Linked DNA regions of Mus musculus: region 1 is linked to region 2. Evidence: chromatin loops called from intact Hi-C (ENCODE). Cell type or tissue: heart. All regions are shown on one strand.

Region 1 (2,500 bases), 2.0 Mb after region 2:
TGTTTCAGAGGGTCTTTGCGACTGATGTCTTATGTTCATGTTCTGCTCCTGTAACCCTGCCTATTTTGAGCACCAAATCCCCTATTTGAAAATTCCCTACCTCTGAGCTATAAAAACCTTGTCTTTCTCATGCCCAATGCTGATTTCTTGAACCATCCCCTGCACCAGCACCACCACACACACACACACACACACACACACACACACACACACACACACACCCGTTTTTAGGAAGAGACAGCCCATGTACACAAATAAAAAAATGCTTGTTTTAAAGCTATGATATGCTTACAGACGGGAGACTGGCATGGCTGTCCTCTAAGAGGCCCTACCAGCAGTTGACTTAGACAGACAGATACTTACACCCAAGCATTGAATTGAAATTGGGGACCCCTATAAAAACTAAATTAAATTGAATAAATAAAAATGCTTGCTTTAATTAATTAATTTTAATTAATTTAGCCATGGTGTTTTGGGTTGGTGGCCTTTCTCCCCAAATCTTTGGGATTAACAAAACCTGAATGTTGTTGCACTCATTATGTCACAGTGAGCATTAAGGAAAATTCCCAGAAATAAAAACTATAGATAAAGTATCCAGTCATACACCCAAAGTGTGCCCTTGGTGTTAGAGACCGAGAGCATCTCTAAACCACGTGTGGTCGCATATGCTGTCACCCTTGTACTTAGGAGGAGGTAGAGACAGGGGACCACCCTGGACTATACAACAATTTCCATGCTAGTCAATGTCATAGAAGGCCCAACTTCAAAAGCAATGAAATAAAACATTAAAAATAAATAAATAAAAACCAGGTGTGATGGCATATGACTTTAACTCCAGCACTCAGGGAACAGAGGCAGGTAGAGGCCAGTCAGGTCTACAACGTGAGTTCCAGGACAGCCAGGGCTGTTACATAAAGAAACACCGTCTCAAAAAAAAAAAAAAAAAAAAAAAAAGAAGCAAAACAAAACAAAAACCAAAACCCAAAAACAAACAAACAAACAAATGAAACTCCTCTGGGAAATTTTGAAACAGTGCTGACTTAAAGTGTTAAGTGAAAGTTAAGGGCTGGTGAGATGGCTCAGTGGGTAGGAGCACCTGACTGCTCTTCCGAAGGTCCAGAGTTCGGATCCCAGCAACCACATGGTGGCTCACAACCATCCGTAGCGAGATCTGACTCCCTCTTCTGGTGTGTCTGAAGACAGCTACAGTGTACTTACATATAATAGATAAGTAAATCTTTGAAAAAAAAAAAAGAAAGTTAAATATATGTCGTTAATTATTTGATTAGTAGAAGTACACGCTGTTACTACTTATGTTTATCTGCCTTTTTCTACAACCTTCCAAGGAGGAGAAATGGTGAGCTGGCAAACAACTGAGGAAAAACAAAAACGAAAACAAAAACAAAAACAAAAACCTAGGGAAAGGCTCAATGCCAAGCTTCGTCAATAGCCTAAGTCCCACAGAAGGCAAGGCGGTTCTTTCCCTTTCTCAAGATGGCGCCCCTGGCGACAGGGCGGGCACGAGCGCAAAGCGCTCTGGGAGCGGAAGTCGACTGTGCAGCGGCGGTCAAACCGGAAGGGGAGGTGCTGGGGCCTGGAGGAGCGGCCTGTGTCGCTGCGGTTGCTGGTGTTTGCGGGTTGCAGGGAGCCGGGCCGGTGGTCGGGCTGTGTCGCGATGCCGGAGCTGGCGGTGCAGAAGGTGGTGGTTCACCCCCTGGTGCTGCTCAGTGTGGTGGATCATTTCAACCGGTGAGCGGGTGGCGCGTGGCGGCCACACGGCGCAGGGCTGCTGAGTCACGGGCGCGCCGGGCACAAACGCGGCGGCCGGGGACACGGGTTGGGACAAGCGACCCCAGCGGCTCCACACCGCGGTGCTCGGTACCCATTGACAGCCTCGCACCCCCACCGAGGCCGCCACTCCTGAGTCTGGCCCGCCTGGCGAGGCCCCGGAGCCGGAACGATGCTACCCGCCGAGGCCGCGCCTTTTCCCAGAACGGCTGGGCGCCGTTTAAGACCGAGCTTCAGTCTCGTGTGCCCGTGCCTGTAAAAGCTGTCACTGAAACCCCGGTCTCGGAGTCCCCGATGAACGATTTTCTGGATGAGGCAGGGATCATAGCCAAGTTTCGATTTGGGATTCTGGTCGAATGGTACCTTTAAAATGGGAATGAATAAGGTGTCGGCTTGTTCCTCTAAAAACGAGGCAGGTGCAGATTGGGGCCAGCCTACAGTTCCCTTGGGTAGCTCACTGCCACCCTTGCCTGCTCCAGCCGTTCATCCGGCCAGACCTGTTGCACGTGTTCGGAAGTTTTACAAGATAATTAGTGTGAGGAGTTAACAAATATGAAGGTCCAGTAGGGAGTCTACTTGCAGTCAAGTCGGCGCTAGTGCCTGGTCTGAAGCAGGCTTTGTGCAGCTAACTCAACCAGAGCCAAAAAAAAAAAAAAAAAAAAAAAACCTCAAGACGGAGCCTTTTGAGTCTGAATTCAGTTGTATTGTTCGG
Region 2 (2,500 bases):
AAGGATAGCAAGTTAAAAGGCAGATTTAAGAAATGCATTGAGTCTACAAACACCAAGTGAGACGGTAACACTCAGAATGGAGAGAGAGCGGAGGCATGCCTACTTCGTTGGAATTTGGATGCAAAAGCTCTTTGGAAAGAAAACTGGCCTCCTCTTTACACAACAGCTCTACTTTTGAGAATATGAACATAGACACAAAGACCTATGTTCATGTCTGTCAACAGGGCACTGATAGTAGTAGTCTTGCGAACTATCTTATACAGCTACTAAGAAAAGATTCGGAAGCAGTATGTAAAGTCTGATTCTTCTTTTTTGTAGAAACTTAACGTGTAATGCTTTCATAGGATAATGGAAATAAGCATCCTAAGATATAACCAAAGGACATATCTGAACATGAACTTATTTTCCAAGGATCTCGCTTAGTACCCCAGAGTGGCCTCAAACTTGTGGCAATCTTTATGCCTAAACCTCACAACTGCTGGGATTACAGCGGTATGTCACTTTAATCTACGTCAGGGCTGACGTCTACAAAACACCCAACGCATGTTTTTGATAAGAACCTGGTGGTTGGGTTCCCCCTGGTTCACAGGTGCCATGGAGGACACTTCGGTCTACATGTCAGCAACCCGGGCTCCTCCACCGGTTAGCTAGGGCACAACTGCCTCTTTCCTCACTGCCATCCTGGGAAAGACCCCAACTAACCTGGGCTGTATCCTTAGAAACGCTTCCTCCGACAGGAAAAAAAAAAAAAAAAAAAAAAAAAAATCCTCCCAAACGGAAGTGAGAAACACGGACGCAGAAAACGAACGTGCCACCGCGCGCCCCAGTCAATAGTCCGGTAATCCGACAAGATTATTTTAGTTCCTTTCCACTTTGCACTGGCCGCCAGCGACAGGAAGTGACGTCATTTCCGCCCTTAGTAAACATGGCCGGTCTCGTGTTGTCCTCCCTTGCACACCCCCGAGCCAGAGGCGGGGTGTTGACTCTTACGCCAAGCGCGATTGGTCGCAAGGAGACTCTGAACCCAGAGGAAGAGACTGAGGCTCGGAAGGCCTGTTCGCGGGGTTGCACTCTGGCGTCCCGGAACCCTGGATTTGTGGGCTGCTCTCGATGGTCTTTTTGGACGGATAGAAGGCTCCGCGCAGGGCATTATGGGACGATGATGGCCGCTTTCAAACAGCGGAATTTGCCTCTTTGAGACCCTCGGATCGAGCGGTGGCCGCGCTGGCGTCTCCAGATCAGGAACCGAAGGCCTCGAGAGTCGTGCTTGGTGAGGTGAGCGTCTCTTTCTCTTTCCAGATCTGTCCTTCGGCAGCCATGGCGGCTCCAGGCGGCCGGTGTCGGCTCGCGGCTTCTGTTTGGGCCCTGATTTCAGAGTTCCTCTAGTCCTTGTTACCCAAGTTTCTCTATTTGCTTGAGCGGAGAAGTTCATTCAGCCTTCTCCGGACTTTGTCCATGTTCTGGTCTCATCCCGGTGTTTGGGAACGGCCCCACGGAGATTCAGGGGTCCTCCCTGTGCCCTCGTTTAGGGCAGTACGCGAACCTGGTACCCGATAGTTGGAGAGCCTGGGTAGGGCTTCTGGTGCCTTCCTCCTGTCTCACTGAAGAGTCTCCACTAGATCTGGCGGATAATCTATAAGTAGAGTATTAACCCTAAGAGGAAAGGGCTCTTGTTTTTCCTTTATCGGTATTGTTGAGAATAGCAAGTGGATTAACGACGCATGCAGTAAGCAGTTGCTAACCTGAGAAGTCCATTGTGGCTTCTTTGTCACCGATGTTTCTCCATAGTCTGGCCGTGGACCGCTTTATTTGCTATTTTGAGCCGCTAATTAAGTCCTTCCTTGTCCTGTGTTGTGAATAATTTCCTGTCCAGAGAAATGTCTGACTTCCTGTTCGCTTTCAATAAATGATATCTAATCAGGTTTTTACTTTGCCATTTGTTAACAAGACAGACAGTAGTCTCTGCTTGCATGCAAATGACACTTTAGGATGTAAGTCGTTGTATCTCAGCCTTCCTGTCAAGATTTCTTAATATGCATATAAGATGCGACTTTGTTTCTCTCTTCTACCTCGGGAAACTTTTGCTTCTTCATCCACATTGTGTTGCAGCGCCCCTTGGGAGAGCTGTGCATGTTAATTAGAACACAGCAAAAGAAGTCTAGATTCAAAAGTCACAGTTCTCATGCTTTATAAACTTAATCGGAATGAGAATAATTAACTACATGTCCAACATAGGTCCAAGCTTATAATCGGGTGGTGTTAGATAAAGATGAATTTGACATCAGCCAAACACCTGGGAGGTCTTACAGTCTCTGAAACACGTTCCAGACATGCTCTTTCCTAACATTTCTTGGAAGTAATTTTGGCGAACACAGTTTGTTATTCAAGAGATTTTTTTTTTTTTTTTTTTTGCCTGCTATGGGATGCTTTTTTTCTCTTTTCCCACAAACCACTACTGATCCACAACAAAAGTCAGCAAGTGTGTAGAATATGGATGGTG

Evidence for each region. Peaks named below come from ENCODE experiments on the same cell type or tissue, not always from the same donor. Only the 100,000 strongest peaks of a DNase experiment are listed, where the experiment ranks them.
Region 1: a loop joins it to region 2, with 3 times the contacts of the local background. A loop is called at or near these places in 12 of 42 quality-filtered maps.

Annotation. Positions count from the first base shown.
Region 1 is chr8:107,587,528-107,590,027 of GRCm38, reverse strand. It overlaps Psmd7 (proteasome (prosome, macropain) 26S subunit, non-ATPase, 7), which reads left to right and starts at 1,546. Exons shown (of 7, transcript NM_010817.2): 1 at 1,546-1,749. The coding sequence starts at 1,676. In heart, a CTCF peak has its summit at 1,513; a DNase peak (open chromatin) is centred at 1,567; H3K4me3 peaks cover 1,266 bases; H3K27ac peaks cover 1,188 bases.
Region 2 is chr8:109,564,266-109,566,765 of GRCm38, reverse strand. Dhx38 (DEAH (Asp-Glu-Ala-His) box polypeptide 38) reads left to right here and starts at 905. Exons shown (of 27, transcript NM_178380.2): 1 at 905-1,275. Txnl4b (thioredoxin-like 4B) reads right to left here and starts at 874. Exons shown (of 4, transcript NM_175646.4): 1 at 703-874. In heart, no CTCF peak of the experiment used is centred here; a DNase peak (open chromatin) is centred at 985; H3K4me3 peaks cover 2,379 bases; H3K27ac peaks cover 1,795 bases.